Linked DNA regions of Homo sapiens: region 2 is linked to region 1. A link is a loop called in an ENCODE intact Hi-C map of the cell type or tissue named here. Cell type or tissue: breast epithelium. All regions are shown on one strand. Each heading gives the region's core, and the rest is flanking DNA. Links, peaks and the distances in the headings are about the cores only. Region 1 overlaps CACNA1C (calcium voltage-gated channel subunit alpha1 C). Region 2 overlaps CACNA1C (calcium voltage-gated channel subunit alpha1 C).

The links. Hi-C counts contacts between places; a loop is a spot of excess contacts. Peaks named below come from ENCODE experiments on the same cell type or tissue, not always from the same donor. Only the 100,000 strongest peaks of a DNase experiment are listed, where the experiment ranks them.
Region 2: it touches region 1 in a loop (17-fold over the local background); 2 of 110 quality-filtered maps call a loop at or near these places.

The regions. Positions count from the first base shown.
Region 1 is chr12:2,639,607-2,642,509 of GRCh38, forward strand. All of the region lies in intron 30 of CACNA1C (calcium voltage-gated channel subunit alpha1 C), which reads left to right. Among named protein-coding and RNA genes, the nearest start is that of CACNA1C-AS2, 31 kb to the right of the region's middle. In breast epithelium, for the core only: no CTCF peak of the experiment used is centred there; no DNase peak of the experiment used is centred there; H3K27ac peaks cover 1,181 bases.
Region 2 is chr12:2,571,426-2,574,328 of GRCh38, forward strand. The region is part of intron 13 of CACNA1C (calcium voltage-gated channel subunit alpha1 C); the gene reads left to right. Among named protein-coding and RNA genes, the nearest start is that of CACNA1C-AS2, 99 kb to the right of the region's middle. In breast epithelium, for the core only: no CTCF peak of the experiment used is centred there; no DNase peak of the experiment used is centred there.

The DNA of each region.
Region 1 (2,903 bases), core at 89-2,588:
TTTAGGATGGTCTCTTGCAACTCTAGCCTGCAGTGATTCTGACTTGGGCATTTTCTGACAGCTGGAGGTGGATGCTTCATTGCCCCCATTGCCTTGCTGGGTTCTGAGGTGGTGTTTCCTGTCATCAGGCGCCCATGGTGTCATGGGGATGCTTCCTCCAGGGAATCATCTGCATAGAGATAATCCCTGAAGCCACAGTGCTGAAGGGCAGCAAGGGAGGACAGGCTCCCTTGGCTTTGGTGGAGCTCACCTGGAGATTCTCCAGAGAAAAGGAGCAGGAGAAAGACCTTCGGGGAGCAGAGCAGGCACAGGGAGGGGAAAGAACACTGGCCCTGGAGCTTCTGGGCACAGCTCTCAGGAGGAATTGCTGGAGGCTTTGCACGATGCACAGGAGTGTCCAGAGCAGGGAAATAAAGCTAAGCGAAGGTGGCACTGGCTGTGAACATGAGAAGAGGACCGACATGAGGATGACCTGATGAGCACGGATCAGGCATCATGCTGAGGACACCATACACATGATCGGATGAAACCCGTGTGCTTACTCTCCACATGAGGAAATCAAGGCTCAGACAGGACGAACATCTGCCCAAGGCCACACGGTGAATGGGAGGCAAATCTTGGATTCAAACTCATTTCTGTCCAAGAATTGGCTCTTGCATTTCACAGTGCCCGCTGGCTAAATCCCTGGGCCAGGCTGGCCTGGGCATCACTGAAGGGCAGGGCCCAGTGGCTCCTGCACTCCTCATTCAGTGCCTCCTGGCAACGGGACTTGGGGCGGAGCTGCCTGACTTGACTTCTCTGTGTCGGTTGATGCTGCGGATGCTGGATCCACAAAGCCTGGGATCCCCCTGGGATGCTCAGACAGAATGCAGGCTACACACCCGGATCCGTGTCTCTGGTTACAGGGAACAGAAGGCAAACGCCAGGAGGCGCAGAGCAGCACCACTCCCTTTGCCCAGTTGGCATCTGCATCTGCAGCTGAAGAAAGAGACTGGGAGGAGGGGGGCCAGAAGGAGCAAGCAGCGACAAGGCAGGGCAGAGAGTGTCCAGGGATCAGCATGTCGGGATACTGGTCCCAAGTCTTCCCCACCTTCAGGCCCTGAAAGCCTTTCTACCTTAGTATCTTTCCACCATAGGCCCCCAGGCACAACTTCCTATAACTGTCACTCACTACTCTCCACAACAATCACAAGCAAGCCGGGCTCCTCTCTGGCTCTGGGTCCTGGAAGGATGGAGGAAAAGCAGTCAGTCCTGAGTCATAGAGAGAGCTACTTGCTGCACGTCCACCCCCTCAGGGGTGAGTCAGCTCAGCCTGCACGACTCCAGCCCTCTCTCTCGGCCTGCAACCCACAGTGCTTGCGTTGGACAGTGGGCCTGGCTGTCTCTGTCTGCCTTTGTGGCTGTAACCACGCCTCCTGCCCCCTGCCATGGCAGAGAAGGGGCCAGAATGGGCACAAGAAAGGCAAGGCTGAGTGCCCCCCACTGCCCATAGCTGTGATGAGGAAGGAGGGTAGAGAGATGTGGTCAGAAAGCAGATTTGTCCAAGGACATTAGGGTGTACACACCTTAGAGACCACCTAGCCCAAACCCTTATTTGTTTATTCCTCAAAGGTACCTTGAGCACCCGCTGTGTGATGTTGCTTGAGGATATACAAATTTTCTAGATGAGGACACAAAAGGCCAGAGGCAGGAAACAGCTTGCTCATTTTCACAGGTTTTTCACAGCAAGCTGACCGGAACTCCCGGTCAGTAGGGGGCTCCAGTGGGTGCTGTTGCCAACCATTGTCTAGATGACATTGGTGGGTGTGGCCTGAGCTGGTTCTAGGACACATAGATTAAATCAAGTTCCGTGGTCTCAGGACAGCTGGGTGGGGCAGAGGTTATCCTTGACATCTCCCTCCAGCCCCCCTTCTCATTGCTGGAGCCTCCTGTTGCCCTCGGAGTCCCTTCCAGCTTCTTCCCACTTTCGGCAACAGCCCCCACCCCCAACAAACCTAATGCTACCAAGATGCCTTGTTTCAAAATGAAGTGATTCCAGCACAGTCATTCATGCTGGGTGGTAGCAACTCAGTGAGCTGCCCTTCTAATAGATCATTGTACCTTGAAGAGAAGGCGATGCTCAACCTGCAGGTGGAATGTTTATTGTATCTCAGGTGAGCCTTTAGCAACGTGACCCCTGAGTGGGGAGATTACTTTTGTGAGGTCCCTCCCCATCCCCCCACAAAGGCTGTTTTCTACTCTGCTTAAGAGTATGGCTGGCCCTTGAGAGAGTTAGCAGAGCCACCCTCATTCCTAGAAGTGGGATGAAGCATCTGACCATCAGCAGTCCCCTGGGAGGAGGCCGAATGCCCCGGATCTCAAGGTCTAGGGCGAGGCTTGTTGTGTGAACTGGTGTGATGTGGGGTTGAGGGGGTGCAGACAGAGAGACGGGCCTGAGAAGTGGCCTGGTGCAGCAAGTCTTCTCAAAAGCTTTTGCCTTGAGAAGTACCCTGCAGGTTTGACCCGAAAGGTCATGGGAACCTGTTTTTTTATAGGCATCCAATTTGGGTTGTTAATTCAGCTGTGTGAGATTGCCGAGGTCCTGATGCGGCTCTGACCCATCCAGGCTCCCCTTGCCCTCTGCCTTCTGCCCCAAACTGTGTCACTTTTTGTTTCCCTCAAATGCTCTTTCCTTTCCTGTTCTCATCTTATCAACCCACATACGGCCCTCTGTTCCCTTCCCCTCCGTGTAAGGGTGGGAGGAAGTTGCCTAGCACACCTTTTGTTGTGGCCAGACAACTGATTGTACCTGGCCAGTGTCTGACACTTCAGTTCCTACAGGCTCAGCAACCTGCTGCTGGGGTTCTTTCCAGAAAGCTCGTAAAGCAAAGGCACCTAGAAGATGCCATGAGCTGGTAGTGAGG
Region 2 (2,903 bases), core at 92-2,591, 68 kb before region 1:
CTCTTAAATAATTCTCAAAAGTCCCTGTTTTGGGCTTTTATGTATATATTTCTATAGAAAAGAAATCTTGCTGCTATATATTGTTATGACATCTTGAAAAGATTTAACATTCATTCTATTTTTAATCACCAATTTATTTCTAATCTGAAGATATTGCCAAGAAACCATTTTTAAAAATCTATCTTAATCAGAGAGCTTCCTGTAGTCCCTCCACAAGAAGGAGTAGTAGTATTTTCAGATCTCTATGAAGTCTATAAACAGAAAAAATCATTGTCTAATTGAAAGTGACTGTGGCAAAGGCCGTCATCTTCCTATTTTCAAGTCTCCAAAGCCTCTGGGGGCTTTCGGAAAGCAACAAAGAGACTAATTAGGTTGGGGGATCCCATAAGTCCGTCTCCAGCGCCAGCCTTGGGACTGGGTGACAGTGACCAAGAAAAATGCCTAAAATATGGGTTGGGAGTGGACATTGTGGTCCCTTCAGCTGAACCTTGAAATGGGTCATCTGTGCATGGTCCTGCCATCAGACAAGTGCATGCCTTCTTCTTTTAAAATATCTTGGAAAGTACTTTGCAATGTCTTGCTGCTACTCATATGTAGAAGAAATTTCTTCTCTTTTTTTTTTTTTTTTTTTTTACAATGTAGTCTGAACCAGTAATTGCAATTCTTAAACTTAGCTGAACCCATGAAGGAGTTCATTAAGGAGCTCATCTCTAGAGATTTTGGCCAGCAACTCCTGGAGAGTTCCATGCTAGTGGTCCAATGACCGACCTCACTTGAAGAACCACTGGCCTAATTTCCTACTGCTGCTCTTGGTCTGCTTTCTTCTCCTAAAATACTGCCCTTCATATGCAATCGGAAAACTTGATTATTATTCCTCCTCCTCCTCCTCCTCCTCTTCCTCCTCCTTCTCTTCTTCCTCCTCCTCCTCCTCTCCTCCTCCTTCTCCTCTTCCTCCTCTTCCTCCTCCTTCTTCTCTTCCTCCTCCTCCTGTTCCTCCTCCTCTTCCTCTTCCTGCTCCTTCTCCTCTTCCTCCTCCTCCTCTTCCTCCTTCTCCTCTTCCTCCTCCTCCTCCTCTCCTGCTCCTTCTCCTCTTCCTCCTTCTTCTTCTCTTCCTCCTTCTCCCCTCCTCCTTCTCCTCTCCTCCTCCTTCTCCTCTCCTCCTCCTTCTCCTCTCCTCCTCCTTCTCCTCTTCCTCCTCCTCCTCTCCTCCTCCTTCTCCTCTTCCTCCTCCTCTCTTCCTCCTCTTCCTCCTCCTTCTTCTCTTCCTCCTTCTCCTCTTCCTCCTCCTCTTCCTCCTCCTCTTCCTCTTCCTGCTCCTTCTCCTCTTCCTCCTCCTTCTTCTGTTCCTCCTTCTCCTCTCCTCCTCCTCCTCCTCTCCTCCTTCTCCTCTCCTCCTCCTCCCCTCCTCCTTCTCTTCCTCCTCCTCTTCCTCCTCCTCCTCCTTCTCTTCTTCTTCTCCTCTCCTCCTCTTCTTCCTCCTTCTCCTCCTCCTCTTCCTCCTCCTCCTCTCCTCCTCCTTCTCCTCTTCCTCTTCCTCCTCTCCTCCTCCTCCTCCTGTCCTCTTCCTTCTCCTCCTTCTTCTCCTCCTCCTCCTCCTTCTTCTTCCTTTTCTTCTTCTTCTTCTCTTCCCTCTTCTTTTTTCAAGACAGGATCTCACTCTGTCACCTAGGCTGGAGTGTGGTAGCATAATCATAGCTCACTGTAGCCTCAAACTCCTGGGCTCAAGTGATACTCCAGCCTCGTCTCAGCCTCCCAAGTAACTGGGACTATAAGTGCCATGTCTGGCTAATATTTTTATTTTTTGTAGAGATGGGGTCTCACTATATTGCCCAGGCAGGTCTGGAACTCCTGGACTTAAGAGATCCTCTCACTTGGCTGACCACCTTGCCCAGCCAAAAAACTTGATTCTTACATCTCCACTGTCTTCTCCATACTGTAGTCTCTAATTCTGTCAAGATGGTACTTTTGATAGTTTTTGACTGAGAAAACACATCAAGGTAAGAACTACTATGAATTCAGCAAAGCTTTTAAATTTAAATTCCTACACATCTGTGTATGTTTGAAAAGTGGTAATATGAATGCAAGACAAGGCTGTTTATTCAGAGTAGTATAATGCTTGGTGTACACATGGATTCATGGATCCCTTTCTAGAATTCTAGAATTCCAGGCTGCTCTTCCCTCACCCAGGACCCATGGTCCAAGGGTCGGGAACAGGGATCTAAATCAATGGTTCTTCACCCTGAGGTCATGACACAGTGGTACATCCAGAGCAGCTGGATAGTGATAGCAAATAATTTATTACTGAGAGCTGAAATTCCAAAGTTTGTGAATAGTTTCTTTAAAAAATAAAACAAATTAATATTGTCCTTGTAACATAATAGCATCACTCTGTCACTTGCATTACAAAATGCTTCTATGAATGGGTGAGATCCGGGTGGACTTACAACTCATCCATGATGCCTGAAGGGAGCAGATGTCTTTGATATATCATTATGAGGAAAATGAATTATTTACATACTGACATTTTTTGTGTTTTGTCAAAATCTGAGAACACCTTAGGGAGTATGCTACATGTATGAAGATCATTCATCCTCTTGTTGAGAACACCTTAGGGAATGTGCTACATGTATGAATATCATTCATCCTATTGTTTCAAGACAAAAAAAAGGCCAGGAAGCCTGTACTAGACTGTAAGAAAATTACTTTATAGAAAAGATTGAGGAAGACAAGATTCCTGCTCATTGAAAACAGTGGGGCACACGCATGGCCGGAATCTTTGTCATCTTTGAGTAAATGCCCCAGTACGGTGGGCCTTCCAGCCTCATGATGGATTGGGTTCTTCCACCTGTGGCTCTTGGTGCTGCCCAGATTCAATATCCAGTTTTTCTACTCTTTGTCAGCCC